Regions from separate parts of the Mus musculus genome. Here region 1 is linked to region 2. A link is a loop called in an ENCODE intact Hi-C map of the cell type or tissue named here. Cell type or tissue: gastrocnemius. All regions are shown on one strand. Links, peaks and the distances in the headings refer to the core of each region. The heading gives the core; the rest is flanking DNA.

Evidence for each region. A loop is a pair of places that touch in the nucleus more often than their neighbours do. Peaks named below come from ENCODE experiments on the same cell type or tissue, not always from the same donor. Only the 100,000 strongest peaks of a DNase experiment are listed, where the experiment ranks them.
Region 1: a loop joins it to region 2, with 2.1 times the contacts of the local background. A loop is called at or near these places in 2 of 42 quality-filtered maps.

Annotation. Positions count from the first base shown.
Region 1 is chr12:83,315,733-83,324,323 of GRCm38, forward strand. All of the region lies in intron 5 of Dpf3 (D4, zinc and double PHD fingers, family 3), which reads right to left. Among named protein-coding and RNA genes, the nearest start is that of Gm51988, 170 kb to the left of the region's middle. In gastrocnemius, for the core only: a CTCF peak has its summit at 3,534 (motif pointing right); DNase peaks (open chromatin) are centred at 2,026 and 4,999.
Region 2 is chr12:83,127,092-83,135,682 of GRCm38, forward strand. Rgs6 (regulator of G-protein signaling 6) reads left to right here. Exons shown (of 17, transcript NM_015812.4): 16 at 6,564-6,653. Gm51988 (a long non-coding RNA gene) reads right to left here. Exons shown (of 3, transcript XR_003950211.1): 3 at 6,636-6,714. Among named protein-coding and RNA genes, the nearest start is that of 1700030I03Rik, 10 kb to the left of the region's middle. In gastrocnemius, for the core only: no CTCF peak of the experiment used is centred there; DNase peaks (open chromatin) are centred at 489, 1,128, 1,335, 4,573 and 2 more places; H3K27ac peaks cover 872 bases.

The DNA.
Region 1 (8,591 bases), core at 476-8,475, 190 kb after region 2:
AGGTGGCAGAGAGGTGAAGTAACCTTCCCAATGTCGTTCATCTACCAAATGCAGAATCAGGATATAAACAAAGTGTGGCTGAAAGGCAGTGTCACGGCTGAATATGAAAATCCCTGGCTAGTGGTTTCAATTGGAGGATGGGGAATGGGGGGGGGGGGGGGATGGAGGGATGGGAGGTGGGAAGGATGGGAACTGTAGGAGATGAGCCAAACTGGAGTACGTAGGACAGTATGGGGGTATGTCTTTAAAGCTTATAACTAACTGTCCTGGGCAAGTCTTCTTTCTTTCCCTCATTGTTTCCTGGTTACAGAGAAGCAAACTACTGTATGCAGCTGTACACTCTTTGCCAGTGTGACGTTCTGCCTCCCCACAGACCCATAGCAATGGAGAGAGCCAACTGCGGCTGACCCTTCTGAAGCCATGAGACAACATAAATCCTTATTCCCTTAAGAGGCTTTCACGAGTGCCTTGCCACACAGAGCGACAGAAGTCTAACACAGTCCCGTATCTATCAAATATGGGGCCTCTTTACCATACAGCATTCTCTACCTCACGGACAGTGAACTCTACTGACAGACACTCTCCTACAACATGACATAAGATGTCAGGATACTCTGTATGCTGGTCAGCTGATGAGCACCCTGGGGGTGAAGGAACAGGAAGTATAACAGCTGTGCTGGGGTGCCAGGTTCCTGTGCCCTCACTACCTACCCTAAAGGCCTCAGGAGTCCAGTCTCCTCCTCCATGTTTGGCCTTCACAGTAGGGCTGGGCTTCAGGCAGGGCTCCTGTATGTAGTCTACCTCAGGCCTCCCATCAGACCCTGGCCTTTAGGTCAACTGGAGCTGGATTCCTGATACCTACCTACACCAGAACCCTGGATGTCTCCCTGGGTGGGTCACATGACTAGAGGAGGGGCAGGGCAGAAGGAGCTAAACTTCAGTAGTAACAGAGACTAGCCTGAAAGGCAGGCAGCAGCTCTGCACTCCACAGCAGACACCAGAAAGCAGGAAGACTTATTAATAAGTCATTGTAAGCCCCATGCTGGCCTTCCTGCGGTCCCTTAGCCTTCTCCTGGTCATTCATTGCTAATGAGGAGTGGTAAACTCCCAGCCATTGAAAAGAGCTGGCTGCAGTCTTCAGAGACAGAGAGGAAGGGTCAGCAGGAGAGGGCCATGGCAGGACAGAAGTCTGGGGTGCAGGCCCAGGACCTGCTCTAAAGAAGTGGTCCCAAGGATCACAGTGGGAAAGTCTGAGATGGATTTTCCCACATGCACACACTCACAAATGCAGGCGCATATATACTACCGGGGGCTTCACTATAGACGGACCCACTCTCCAAGCCTGTGGCACTCACTCTCAAAATACACACACTTCACAAGCAACTCCACCTTGCCAAAACCCTGTCTTTTTCAAAATGATGATGACAAGGAAGAGAAAAAAGAAGGAAGAGGAGGAGGAGGAAGAGGAAGAAGAGGAATAGGAGGAGGAGGGGGGAGGAGGAGGGGGGAGGAGGAGAAGGGGAGAGGAGGAGGAGGAGAAGAGGGGGGAGGAGGAGGAGAAGAAGGGGGGAGGCAGAGGAAGAAGAGGAGGAGGAGGAGGAATTCCACCTCCCTCCTTGTCACTGCTTTCCTACTTCCCTGCCCCTCATCCCTACCAGAGATAATCAGTAAAAGCCACTCTCTTCTTCCCTTCTTTCTCTTTCTCCTTCTCCTCCTCCTTACCCCTTCATCCATCTCTTCCCCTTCCTCCCCTCCTCCTCCTCCTCCTCCTCCTCCTCCTCCTCCTCCTCTTCCTCCTTCAGACACACTCAATACCCAGTGAGCACCCCCATCACTCTGAGGCACTGACAGATATTGGGCTCAGGATGCTAAGGGTGGTTACCTTATGGCCCCGGCCCTCCCCACCCCTCTTCAGTGAAGCCAAGACTGCTTGACATGCACAGCTGGCAGCCCGGTCACAGCCCCTTGGAGCAGGTAAAAGCAAGTCAGGCAGAATGATGAGGCCACAGCAAATGCTGGAGGGGCCTCTGCAAGGCTGGCCAGTTGTCAAGGCAGGAGATGAGGGGACAGGCAGAACAGAGCAGGGGAGGGGAAGGGCCTCTGAGGGAGTCAGCAGGAGAGAAAGAACAGCCCTGCTGAGAGCCGGCTCCCTCCCCTTGGTGCTGGGCTGCCCAGCAGGGAGGCCGAATGCTCCCACACTCCCAAGGCCTTGGTTTGGCAAACAGAGATAAAGACCATAAGGGCATCTGAGGTGATATGTGTAGAACTCTCTGGAGGCCATAGAATGCTTGATTTCCTGGAAGACGGAAGGTTGAATCCCATGTGTCCTGTTCAAATGCCACTTCCTCCAAGAAGCCCTTCCTAGCCCACTGATGTCCACCTGAATCCTTTCTTATTCTTTTTTTTTTCTTTCTTTCTTTTTTTCCTTCTTCTCTGCTTTATGTTTAGCCAGGGCACTTGCTGTTATCGGGTACTGCATTGTACATGAATTGAGTTGACTTGTTGATTTTCTATCAGTCTCTCACAGGAGGTCGAGTCCTGTATGGGCCACCACTGTCATGACAGTGGGCCACCAGGCAGTGAGCTGACTGTGGCTGTTCTTTATTGGCATCCCAATGCTTTTCCTCCAAGGCCATCAGCTGATCCTGAACTCCCTAGGAAAGCCCCCGGCTGCAACTCTACCTCCCCACAGCCCAGCCTAGCCCGTCCTACATGACTACCCGGCCACACAGACAACAGAGATGAGAGTGGGAGCTCTGAGGCCATTCGCTCCCTCACAGGCCTCCATTGCCACCTATGGTAGGCTTCTATAGCCAATGGCAGCCTACCGCCAACCCAACCATCTCATCCAGGCTCAGGCTGCGTCTATATCTTTGCTGTCCCGTTTTTCTGTATGATTGCCTCTCCTCTGCCATGCACAGACAATCTACATTTTAGTCCTGCTAGTGTTCGCCCTCCAAAAATCTTCTTGCAACGCTTCAGACTAAAACAATGTTGTCTTAAAGGTCTGACGAGTCTACATTTAAATTCCAGCTCTAACAGGCAGATATTCATTACTATAACAAAAGGCCTGAGGTTAGTATACCCAAAAGGAAAAGAGGGGAAATCTGGCTCATGGATCTGGAGGTGCAACGTGTAGGGGACACATCTGGTGATATTCTCCTTGCTACCAAAATCCATAGGCAACACGGAGCATCCCATGGCAAGAAACAGAGAGCCCTCATTTGTGTCTCTTTCAGTCCTTCTGTCTCTTTTTTTAGGTCCTCGGGAGAAGCCCTACCCTGGCCTTACCTAATAATCCTGGTGACTTTCCAAAGGCCCATTCTGAATACAACGGTCATCCAGTTTCTGACCTCTCTGCATCTCAACTGACCTTTAAATTTCATCACATGAAGTCTCAGGGGCGCTCAAGCCACATCCAAACCACAGATAGCACCAGCTGGCTGTCACAGAACAAGCTATCCCTCTAAGTCTTTTGTTTTTTAAAGATTTATTTATTTTATGTATATAAGTGCACTGTAGCTGTCTTTAGACACACCAGAAGAGGGCATCAGATCCCATTATAGATAGCTGTAAGCTACCATGTGGTTGCTGGGAATTGAACTCAGGACCTCTGGAAGAGCAGTCGGTGCTCTTAGCCACTGAGCCATCTCTCTGGCCCCCTCCCTCTAATCCTCAACTTATTCATTTATAAAATGGGCAACAGCAGGCCAGATGTGGTGGTGTACATCTGTCACCCCAGCACTCAGGAAACAGAGACAGAGGCAGAATGAAAACTGAAAGTTTAAGCCAACCTGGTTTACACAGAAAGTTCTAGACCACCCAAAGCTACTTAAAAGACTATGCCTCAAACAATATATTTGTAAGTAAATGAATAAATACATTGGGCATATCTCTGCAGCATAGTTGAGGTAGCTGGGATTAGGAATGAAAGCCACAGGATATAGTTAAGCCCACAGGAAGTTATTAACCCCTCCATGGCCATGTGGATCCTCTAGGCTCTCATTGTGTTTGGTTGGCACACAATGAGAAGCCAGCAGACATCTTACTGTATCATGAATCTCACTTAGCACCTCCCCAATTTGAGTCTTGGGTCCTGAGGGGAAAGATGGCATTTTATACGTTACTCTGAACCCCTAACAGTCTCCTGGGCTCTTCCACATACATTAGCTCAGATGATTCCTGTCATCATCCTGTGAATAGGACCAGTCATGTTGCTATCCCTGTCTGTCAGTCAGTGCTGGCTCTGAGTAGGTTCCATACCTTTCCAGGTCCCAGAGCCCTGGAAACAGAAGGACAGCTTTCTAGACTCGGATACAGAACACTTTGGACTTTATTCTCCAAAAGAGACCCACCCTCCTCCCTGAGGATACTCACTTCCCATTCACACATGAAGCCATGGCAGCCATGACTATATACCACAGGGTCCCATCTTACTGGCCATACAGTAGGCTCAGGAGGGCTCAACTAATGACTTGGCCAAACCTATTTTAACTCTAACTGGGGCCACTCACATTCCACCTTCAAGGGACTTGGAACCTGAAAACAGTGACCCCTGTTGGTAACCGCAGTTGCAAAGACCCTTAAATCCAGGAGCTCCAGGGTCTCATGCCCCACGGAACAGGAAACCCAGGCACCTGGGAGAAGAAAGAGGAAGCAGAGGCCATGGGCGGGGTCCTGATTCTCCTCAGTTCTGATACCCTGTCACCTTCCTGCCTTTCTATGGTCTATATCTTCAAAGATCACTCATATTGTGGACAATGACCCCAAGGTTTCAAGTCTTTCTCCATTCTTTTGCTATTGGGTTCCCTACAACAAAAAAGGCTGGAAATGAGGACAAAAGAGACTCTGGTCAAGGGTAGTTCTTCTAACAAAAGCTGTTCTTGAATGGTGTGTCTAAGATGTGCACCAGATCACTTCGACAGGCTAGAGACATAGCTTAGCAGTTAAGAGCACTTGCTGCTGTTCCAGAGGGCCCAGGTTCAATACCCACCACCAACAAGCAGGCTTACAGCCAGGGGATCTGGCACCCTCTTCTGGCTGCTGAGGACACCTGAACTCATCTGCATATAACCACATACACATAACTAAAAATGAGTATTTTTTTTAACAAAAGCCACTCTCCTGGTGTCATTAAAGGATCATCTGCCTTGTTCATTCTCACTTCCTCCTGAGTGTACAGTGGGGGCTTCCAAGAGGATGCATGACATTTGACGGGGCTTCCGGTGTGCACTTGTATATTCATGAGCTGAATTCTGTCTTAATTTCTAATATAGCAAATCATTAGTGAAATTGCTGTCACCTGCTAGACCCAGAACAAAAGCTTTTAGAGGGCTGTCAGTATTTGATAACGGTGTAAAGAATTTGAGAAGCAGAGAGAGAAAGGAAGGGGGCTCTACTAGCTTCCATCAAAAGCCTGATCTTCGAACCAGCAACACCCAGGAGTTTACCATTAAAGTAAGACCTCATATCCCCCCATATCCCAGAACTATCAATCAGAATTCGCTCTTTAGCAAGACCCCTGGCATCTTCCTGTGCGCATACAAGTACACAACCACTGGGCTGTACTACAAGTGTACGAGTAATTACTAATTTGATTTATTGGTTATTTGATTTATTGATGATTGGTTGGTTGATGATACAAAGTCACAGGAATTTCATTAATTTCTTATGTTAAAGTTACCAAAGGCTCCTTTTTAATTGTTGGGGATGAGCTGTCCTCACCCCCTCCCAGATAATAAATAATATTAAAACTCAGAAAGTCATCCACTTCGCTTGCAATATCCTTCTTTATCTGCCCTTTATTAGGCGCACAAATTTGGCTGTGTGTTGTTATTCCCAACTTATTGATGAACAAACTGAGGCCCAGATCACAGAAGTTACATGATCCACCCAAGGAATCATGCAGGAGGTGGTAGAGCTAAGATTGGTACTCCTGGGGTAGAAGATAAAATAAAGGAAACCCACTGGAGACTCACTACCAAAGCCCTGGCACCCTTCATGTTTCAGAGTAGCTGAGATCTTGTCAGTGGCCTGTGGGATAGAGATTGGGGTCCTCCTACATTTCCAACAAGCTCTCAGGTGAGACCAAGACCAGACCATACAGAGAGATGTCAGACCCCGTGTGCTTGCTCTCCAGTGGCCAGAAAGTTCCACCAGCAGCTGGAAAGCCCTATAAAAACTTAGAGCTGTGAACGAGGTGGCTTCCCACACTTGTTCAGCTCAGAGACTCACTCGTATACCCCTCTGCTTCCTCCATGGCTCTCAGCATGGTGGCGTGGCCACACCATACAACCTGGAGCCATTAGCTGTCATCCAATCATGATGTTCAAATATGACTTTTCTTCCTACTTCCTTTGTTCAACTCATCATTCAACCTAGACTGGCGGGGTCCTGGGCCAGGCAGGACTCAGTGGGAAAAGGCACGGTTCGAATCCTTCTCTCTTTCTGACCTGATTGAGGAAGTGTGAGCAGGTTGCTTAAACTTTCCAGAATGCCAAGCCACTCTTATATGGCTACTTTTTCCATTCGCTGTTTTGGTTTGTTCGTTTTGTTTTGTTTTGTTTTGTTTTTTGAATGAGATAGGCTAGCTGGGAGTATAGCTCAGTACTTAGCAACTAGCTAGCACGTTTAAACCCGGGTTCAGGCCAGGTACTCCAAAAACGATAAAAATAGAAATTAAAATCGAATGAGATAGGTACATTTTAATTTCAGTACCATTTTAACCAAATATAACAAAACACGTTACTGTTAAAGCTAACAACGAGGTATTGTACATTCTTTTTTTTTTTTTATTCTAAGCTATGAGAATGTGGTGCATATGTTATATTTATAGCACCCTACAGTCTGGACTAGCATGTGTTGTTAGCCACTGCTACAATGAGCTGTTGGAAATGGAGAATAGAAAACATAAAGCACCCAAGCATGGAGTCCTGGCTCTCTGTAATGGGCTCACTCCGGAGCCCTTCACTCTGCCTGCTTTTGAATGAGTATAGGGGCCAGTGGGCGCTGTTGCTCCTGACACCTCAACAAAAACGACATCCCTATCACTAAAGGGGGTTCCATCTTCCATACTCATGCCAGAAGTACCTGGGCTGTCTTCCTTGGTGTACTCTACAAAGTCCAGCAGGGGCAGGGGGATGGCGGAAGCAGGATGAGAGGTACTTGGCGTTCACAACAGGCATGGAAACTCCACACCCCTGTGATCCTTCAGTGATGGAATCTCTCTCTCTCTCTCTCTCTCTCTCTCTCTCTCTCTCTCTCTCTCACTCACACACACACACACACACACACACACACACACACACACACACACACACACCACAGTGAAATAATATGGCCAAGCAAGTGAGAGAGAGAGACAGAGAGAGAGAGAGACAGAGAGACCGGGCCAGTGGCAGCAAACCCTGATCAGTGTGAACAGCATTAAAGGCAGAACAGCCCAGCACTGTACACCCCTGAAGTGATAATCAGCACACTTCCCCACCCAGGAAGGATGCGCACCCCTCAAAATAGACACACGCATGCACACACAGAGATTCTGAACTTATTCGAATCTCCAAGCAATGGAAGTGCTATTTAACCCATGGAGAATGTGATCCAAGATACTCAGTGGATGCCTGAACCCCAAAGAGTACTGAGCCCCTAAATGATGCCTTGTCCATTTTAACTAAGCGCTTACCATGCACTGTGGTCATAACTTTTGACCTTCTGGAGTGAAACAGTAAAAAAAGCACAAATCCCTTGCTCCTTCACAATTTCACAAAGTGAAGGTTTGTTCTTACTATAGAGTTCATCAAGCTTAACATATAGCATTTCCTTAAAACTAAAGGAGAACATCTGCTTTTTCACTTCAAGGAAACTATTAGTGGGTCTTTGGGGTATATCTGAACTGTTGGTATCGTTACTATGGCACTTCTAGGCTGATAAGTAGAATAAGGGTTATTTGAACATAAGTATAGCAGTCTATCTGATATGACAACTAATAGATAATTAACAGGAAGGTAGCAAATACAGAGTGGATACAGTGGGCATGGGTAGTAGGTATTAGAACAAGGCATATTTGTGCTGCATATAAAAATGCCTAAGAGAGATACACTGGAATATATAATAAAATGTATAGAATCTACTTTTAAATACTCCAATGGGGAAACACAAACATAAGCCAATAATAAGTAGGAGAAAGGAGTGCACAAGACAAAACTGTGGAAATGTTGGTCACTGATAAAGATGGTAGCAGCCCAATAAACCCGTACCATCAGACAGCTGCCCTACCCACACTGACAACTCTGGCTCTTGTCTACAGTAGGAGCATCTTGGATCACAGTGTAGCCAGCACCAGAGTTCATGCAATTGCCTGGGAAGTTGCTTATAATATCGTGTAAAGGTGTGGTCCCAAGCCTAATAACTGAGCACAAGTCCTGGGCATCTAATTTGAGTAATTACTCTCTGTGGTACTACTGTGTGCAAAACACAGGCTTACAATCAAACACAGCCCAAACCCACGGGGCTCACAGGACCGACCTCTCTCCCACAGCAAGGAGAGCATCCTACCTAGAGCTGATAGGCGCTAGACCCTCAAAAGCCCTCAA
Region 2 (8,591 bases), core at 407-8,406:
GACCTGACAGCTCCCCAAGTATGGCTATTATAGGAATGGAGGGTCACAATGGGGCACGTGCACCTGCAGAAAGAAAAATAGGACACTTGAAAAATCACAAGGAGGGCTCTTGGCCGCTATGCACATTCCAACCGAGTGGTTTCCACTCCAGAAAGATGCTCTTCTGCTGGGAGGTGAGGTCTGTGCTGTTTTAGGAGGCTGCAGCTCAGAAGAAGATAGGACAGTATTCTTAAGAGGTTCAGCTACTCCGGTATGCTTTGAGCCCAAGGCCTTGGACACTCATCTGACTACCTCCCCACCCACCTACACACACACCTCTCCTCAGAGTCCCAGTGTTTTGTCTAAAAAACAAAGGATGTTTCCAAATGAGGGCTCTCACAGCAAAATATTGATTCGGAGCAGGTGTGGTCAGGAGACAGCATGTATTGCTTGCTTACCCCAGCTCTTGTGTTTCCTAGACCCTTGCTGACCCTTTGCCAGCCTTCCTGCTTCTGTCTCAGTATCCCAGGCAAGCAGAGGACCCATTGGCAGAGCAGCCAGGGCCAGGAAGGGACAAGGAAGGAGATGTGTGTCAGCAGAGGGACATCTCTGAGCACTGTCAACCACTAAAGGGGTTCAAGTCCTTCCTACCACTGGAAAGTGTGTGGCGAAGACATCTGTGTGGTTTAGGTCCTAAAATTGTGGTTTCTTAATATAGATAGAGCCATTCTTGTTGTCCCTCCTGGAGCTGTCTGGGGGGCAGGTATGGCCATGTGGCTCTGCCTTTTTGTGGTCAGCCTTCATCTCCATAATATATAGAGGGAGATGGGGGAGGGGCAGGTAGTTGATAAGCAGAAGAGAAGGAAGGAAAGTCAGGGCAAGATGAGAAGACAAGGGAAGGCAAAAGAAGAAAGGAACAGGCTTTTTCTCGAGCCCTGTTTCTTCACCCAGGACTTGGCTGGGCTCTCCAGTGGTTCCCTTGTAGTTTGCGGATGCTAGATATACATTTCCCTTAGGACCAGTTGTCGGCAGAATGGTGCAAACACACCAGAAACCCTCATAAATCAGCAGAGGTCACTGCCAAGAGCTTTGGACACTTGCTGTCCCTGGCGGTGATAAACTCATTGCATTTGGGAAATGGCCAGAGACCCCGAGTCTGATCTTAATTCTCATTCCCAGAAAAATCTCAGCTCTGGGTTCACCCACCCCCTGTTTACTGTCTTTGTGTTTCCTAGACAAAACTGGAAGGAACACGCTTTCCTGACATCAAAGGCAACATTTCTTTGTCTTGGGGAGGAGGAACAGGACAAGGGAGTCACCGAATCCCTAGCCTGTGGGAAAGCCAGGTTCCGTCCAGAAAGAACCTGGAGCCATGGCCCCCCATTGGGGGCCTGGGAGATCTCCAGAGTGTCAAAGGCCTGCTTTTGTCAGACCTGAATGATAGGAACACTCTTGTCCCCCAACCCCCCACCCCACCCCACCGTGTGTGTGTGTGTGTGTGTGTGTGTGTGTGTGTGTGTGTGTGTGTGTCCATGTAGGGTGATTTGAGGCATCGTGATGTCAATCAACAGTGAGCAGCAGGACTGGTGGGAACACCCCCTTCCAGCCAGTCTGCTCTCACTGACTACTTTCCCCCAAACAGTCCTTACCTGGGTATATGACTTCGTAGCTGACCACTTAGGGAAGGTAATAGCAGTGTTTCTGCTTTTCCCTGAACACACACTGATGCGTGCCCTGGAGAATGAGTCACTGCAGGCTGCTTGCCCTGGGATGTCCTGCCTGCTCTGCCAGATCATACTCTGCAGCTCTTTCCCTTCAGCAACATTTGGGCAGACCCTCCTGCCTTGAAGAGGCATTTTCTGGTAGATGGGACACCTTTCCCCACCCAGTAAGATCAGCTCAGCCCCAGACACACCCATGCATAGCAGCTGTTTTTGGACCCCGTTGCAACCTTAGCTCAAACAGCTCTGCGAATCTTGGTGAAAAAGTCTGTCTTGTCTATAGATTCTAAGCTATATGGCAACAAAGCTCTCTTTGTCTTCTTCAGACTACCACCTCATGATGTCAGGTTCAGTACCTGGTACCTACTAGATGCTCAACAAATAGCTAGTGACAGAAGCCATGATTAAACATTTAAACACCTGCCTTTTCCTGCCCTACTTCAGTCGGCAAGATCTTTTTTTGCTAATGAACCAAGATTTTCCTGACTGCAATGAGGAAATTGGAATTAAGCAGAACAGGGTTGAAGTTTGTGGTTGAGGCCAGAAGAGCCAGGCTAGGGGAGGTCTCCTTGGACTTTGTAGAGAAGAGGAGGGTGGTCACGAAGCATTACATAGTCAGCATTTAGATTCCTGGGAGAAGCCAGAAGCAGCAGAGATGCATTGTCTTAAAGGGACAGGCCTTGGGGGGTGACTCAGATGCCACCTGACTGGGATGATGCTTGATAAGAAAAAAAGATAAGGAAGAAAGGATGAAAAGTCAGGAAGTCACCACCACTCAGAGTTAATATTTGCCCCTCTGATTTTAATAGGAGAGCAATGTAGACATCACACAGGAACAAAGAGCAATGGTACTCCTGGGTCTGGGGCCGAGGAGGATGTTTGAGCTCAGAGGTTCCCAGCCCTATGTGGAGTGTGCGGTCCTTACTCTCCTTCCCTACAGAATAAGGAAGCAGATGCTTAGGGCAAACATAAACTAAAGCAAGCCCAGAGCCTGCAAACTTGAACATTAAACTCAAGCAAGCATATTAATGAACCAAGACACTGTGTGGTTTTTGTTTCTGTATCAAACTGCTTGAGGATGGGTATTCCACAGAGTAGAAAATTTTATTTAGTTCCGTTTTAGAACCTGAAACTCTAAGATCAGGCAAGCCTATCTGTTGGGAGCGCTGGTGAGGGCCTTTCGACTGTGTGTCAATATGGCAGGGAGTGTGTGTGAGGAGAGAGCCCACGGTGAGAGTGGCTGAGAGGGAGGCAGAAACCCAACCTTTTTCTTCTTGTCACAACTTGTTCTTTCAGACACTAACTGGGCTCTGAACATCCAAACCATCCACAGCACAGTATAATCAACTAAATGTCTTGATGCTGTGATGGACAGGGTGCATAGCTAAAAGATGAAGACACACTGCGCACCATCATCTGGAGACTTAAACTGGGGGGACTGCGTATCTCTGTGAGGTTTTCAGGAAAACCTTTCACAGTAAAGTCAATAAAGCTTTGAGAACACACGAAGTCTCTGCGGCAGCCACTGTTTAATTTCCCCACATCCCATGCCGTGGGTCCATTTTTATTGGATGCCATCTCACCAATACAGTGTTTTGGAAATACAGGGCATCTTGGGAAGACCAAGACTGATCCCAGGGTCCTTTGGGGTCCAACTGAGGACGAGCCACAGTGATTCCTCATGTAACCAGAATATTTTCTGTTTCTTCCTTTGGCTTCCACTGTTCATAACTGACAAGTAAAAAGCCATTTATTTTCATGATATAAACATGATATTTTGTCACATATACATACTGTAAAAATGCCAGAATCAAGTAAATTAACATACATATCATTCCACATACTTGGGGTTTCTTATTAAAATTATTCAAATTGAAATTTCAAAATTACCAGGTACTTTATCCCACCACAGTGCACTATAGATACCCTGAGCTTACTCCTCCTGTCTGAATAAAGTGTTTCCTCTGTGCCCCAGCATCCCTCAGCCTCCCTCCCCTGAGCCCGTCGTCCACAGCAGCTGTTGTCCACTCTCTCTGCTTGTGTGAGTGTGATATGTTAGCGTCCACATGGAAGGAGTCAGGCAGTGTTTGTTACTCTGTGCCTGGCTTATTTCATTACACCTAGGTTCATCTACACCATGGTAAATAGTGGCTTTCCTGCTCGGGGCTCAAGAGTATCCACTGTGGGGGTGAGGTGGGGGGAATGGAGGGGTATGTGTATAATGTGTGTGTGTGTAGTGTGTATGTAGTGTGTGTATGTGTGGTATGTGTAATGGTGTGTGTGTATGTGTATATGTGGCATATGTGTATAGTGTGTGTGTTTGTGTATGTTTATGTGGTGTGTTTGTGATGTATGTATGTGGTGGGGGGAGGTATGTGTATTTATGTGCAACTATGTGGTGTGTATGTGCATTGTATGTGTGGTATGTATATGTGTGTACATGTATTATATGTATGTACATGTGTGGTATGCTTGTGTGTGTGGTGTGTATATGTGTGATATGTGTGTATGTGGTATGTGTGTATGTATGCGATGTGTGTATGTGTGGTATGTGTGTCTATGTGTGCATGTGTGTGTGATATATGTGGGAGTGTATTGTGTGGTGTTTGTGGTGTATGTGTGGGGAGGCCATGTATAAAATATATTTCTCACGTTTTCTTTATCCATTCATGAGTTGGTAGACACCTCGGTTAATTCTATGCCTTGGCTATGTGCCTTTTATGCTGGATAGGGAAGAGTCTTGGCACGGCTTAGTCATTGTTCCAGGATTTCCAGGATTCTCTAGCCAGGCTACAAAAAAAAAAAAAAAAAAAAAAAAAAAAAAAAAAAAAGCCAGTTCCCCTCCCCCATCCCCAGGCCTGGAAAAGAGGTCTCAGCAGTTAAGAGGACTGGACTGGATGCTTTCCTAGAGAGCCTGGGTTTGACTCTCAGCACTCACAAGGCTGTTGACAACTGCCAGTCCCAGGGGATCTGACACCCTCTTCTGGCCTCTGCAGGCACTTCGTGTTCCCAGTACACAGACATACATGCAGGTAAACTAGCCATACATTTAAAAGTAAAATAAAAATGAGGAAAAAAAAATATGTGTCCCCCAATGGATTTGAGATTCTGCCTCCTCCATACATGGTGTTTCTGGGAAGAGAAGCCAGAAAGAGGTCTGAGTATCTCTGACTTTCAGCTGGGCTCTCTCTCTTCGTCGACCAGCCCTCCAGTCCCTCTGGCCCCGAGGCCTTTGCCCAGCTTCCTGGAGGGACAGTGAGCATCGTGAGGGATGATGCTTCCTTTACCAGCCCAGCTGCCTGTCAACACTCCACCATCAGAGATGACCCACTCTCCCTCACAGCAGCACTGTTCTTGGGACAGACAAGCTTGCCTCAAGAGACAAGCAATCCTTTCGATAAGAATAGACTGAGAGAAGAACATGCAGATAGATAGGACCTAGCTGTAAGTCAGGGGTCATATATTTGACCCCTGGGTCTTTTCAGAGCCCCAGAGGAAAAGCAGCAGCATTGCCACCATGTATCCTTCTCCTGAATGCCACCTTAAGGCCTGGCATATGTGCCCGTGTGCCCCATGATCCTGTTATGAAGGGTCATGTTCCAGGCCAAGATGATGGCCCCAATGTCTATAAACTGATTCAGTTATATTGTTGTTTCCAGTGTGTGTGTGTGTGTGTGTGTGTATGTGTGTGTGTTTGTGTGTGTGTGTGTGTGTGTGTATGTGTGCATGCACATGCATGCATGCACATGCAGGAGCTCACAAGCACGCATGTCCATATGCATGGTATGGTGTGTACATATACAGAGGTCAGAGGAGGATGTCAATTATCCTGTTCCATTGTCCTTCCCTTTCTTGCCTTGAGACAATGTCTCACTGATCTTGGAATCTTGGAACTAGGCTGGCAGCCATCAAGCCCCAGAGATCCAACTCTCCTGTCTCTGGCCCCTGCTGCACTGGGTTTGTAGGCACATGCAACAGCCATACCCAGTTTTTCACATGGGTGCTGGGAGTTCAAACCCAGGTCCTCATGTTTGCACAGCAAGAACTCTTACCCACTGAGCCATCTCCTCAGACTCTTTTGGCTATTTTTAAAGTTGGACTTGTTATTTAGAGATACTTGTAGATACCAGAAAGTTGTTAAAGAATAGAGAGATGGACTTGTTTATTCAACTCCCTCATGGCAGCATCTTGAGAACCTGTAGCAGACTACTGCATTCATTGTAACGGTGTAGCAGCATCCTTTGATTTCATTTGGGTTTACCAGTTGTACATGTATTCATGTGTACTCCATCCTTCACACCTGTATCACCTGTGTACATGTGTCAAGATTCGGAACCACCCATCACCACAAAGATCCTTCCTGTTGCCTTATAACCACCCATTTCTCCCATCCCTAACCTCTGGCCATTACTAATCTATTTCTCTAATCCATCCTTTTAAGAATATTCTATCAATGGAATCATATAGTACAAGTGAGGGCCAAGTTTTTCATTCATCCTAATTCCCTTGAGATTCTCCCTAGTTTGAGTGTATACCAGTAGTTTATTTCTTCCAATTGCTGTTAGTTATTGTGGCTATAACCATTAAATACCCCAACATGACACCCAGACCTGAACAAATCCTTTGAGACATGAACCTCAAGGATCTCTTGCTTTGTGAGAGAAAAATACCATTTTGTTTGTTTCTTTATCTCTTGGTTTACATGAGATGTGGGCGAGGTGGGACACATGGCAAGTTTTCCTCACTCCATTCAAACATTCCTAGGTTCCTTTGCCCACCCACCCCCAGGTCAGTTGGGTTGCAGTTTCCTTTAGCTTCAACTGATGGTTCCTTCTCTGTCTCTCTACTCCCCTCCATCTCCAGGAGCACATCTACAAGCTGATGAAGAGTGACAGCTATGCCCGCTTCCTACGGTCCAACGCTTACCAGGATCTGTTGCTGGCCAAGAAGAAGGTATCTTGGGAAGGGCGAGCTTGCCTTTCTTAGCACTGTCGACTCTTGCTGCTGCTTGCTGCTGGTGTGAAATGAGAATATCATCCCTTGGGTTTTATTTATTTTTTTCCTTTCTTCTCTCCCCTCCTCTGTCTGCTACCCTCCGATCGTAAACAGTGAGGAAGGTTACAGTTCCAGATGTCCCCCTTCCCCTGATATACAGGATATGCAGTCTGCCTTAGTGTCTCCGGGCCTCTGCCTGCCTGTTTTGCCTGTAGTGAGAGGAGTGTGACCAGATATCATTGCCAAAGTAGCTCAGCTCCAGAAAGTCAGGTTGGCAGTGACCCAAGCAAATCTCTTAGGATACCAGAGAGACTTTCACTGCCAGTTTCCTCTAGTCACTCTCAACAGTCCTTCCCTCTTTAGCCAGACTAGAAAGGGAGCAAACGAACCCAACCCCGTCCTGGGAAAGAAAGGTCTTGTCGATGTTAAGGGGATCTTTTAGCTATCCAAATAATCGCCAAGATTGGCCATGGGTCTCTCCTTACAGCACTGTTGCCTCTAAAGTTCTTCTTCTTTGAACCAGGAAGTAACTACATTCCAGCCACTTCCTCCTCTTCCACTTGAAATTAAATCATGGCTCTTACAGCCCTTGGAGTCTTGGTTCACAGAACCCTAAAGCCCTCAGCATGCAGGTGGTGAGGGTCCCTAGAACAGGGCCAAATTTAGCTGGATTTCTGGAGAGAAGGAATATAGAATGGTACATGGGGCTAGGAAAGGGAAAGACAAGAGGGGGCTCATGGGTCTGGAGAGCCTGCCAATCCTCTGTCCACTTTCAGCTCCCAATCTACCACTTCCAATCTTACTGCATACATATGCGTGCGCGCACATGCACACACACACACACACACACACACACACACACACACACACACACACACACACCTTTCTTCTTCACACCAGGTCTTCAATCCCTGTACCCAAGCACACACTTGTCCACCCACAGGCTTTCTGTCAGATCGCCTCTCAACCCCACATCCTTCTCTGTGTATTGGCAACTGTACCTCATGTTTGCCTGTCTGCCTATCTGGTTGGTGCCATGTAACTCCAGAGTCCCGAAGAACATCTATGTCCACCTTCCTGTTCTTAGACAACCATCAGAAGAACTCCCAAGACTCTGGGAAAGATGAAAGGAGTTCTGGAAGGTCTGTTGTCAAAAGTTCAGCTCTGGTGGTTCCCAAGCCCTTCCTTTGAATATAGACCCTGGGTTAGAGAATGTGAAAACTAGTCTTTTGCCAATTCCCTTGTTGGAGGATGGATTCTAGTAGAGGGAGGCTGAGGCTTCCACACACAGTGACTCTGGTACCCACTATTTAAGCACTGGAAAAAAAAGATCAAGGTTATGGACTTGGAGTACTTATACCCCAAATCTCAGGGGAGAAATTCAAACAAAGCATTTCTTATTTCTTGAGGCTCAAGCCCCCTAAACTGACCATGTTTAGGGGACACTTATGGCTCTAACAATTTCATCAATCTGTGCCTACCTATGTAAACCTTTGGGTCAAAAGCATTTCGTCTCCCCATGGGTGTGAACGCAAATGGAAGAATCACTTCAATCCAGGAAGTGGGCTGAACCAGCTGAGTTTGTAGATCCTCCCAACAGCACAGCCTTCAGGAGGTCAGTGGAGTGTGGGAAGGAATTAACCCCTCCCTGAGAAAAGTTACAAATGAAGGGCATCACAGTTATCCCTGAGCCCTCCAATTAAGGGATGCTCTTACAGCACAAAGCCCGAGCACTGGCTGATCTCTTTTCAATAGTGGTGCTTTCCCATCCATGTCTTCCTGAGAGTCTCTGGGCATCAGATTTGATACTCAGCACCTTCAGGAAGGCCCAGAGCATCTTCTGATTCCAGTGGTGCTCACCCTGTGATAGCAATACCCAGTTTACAGAAGGGTGTG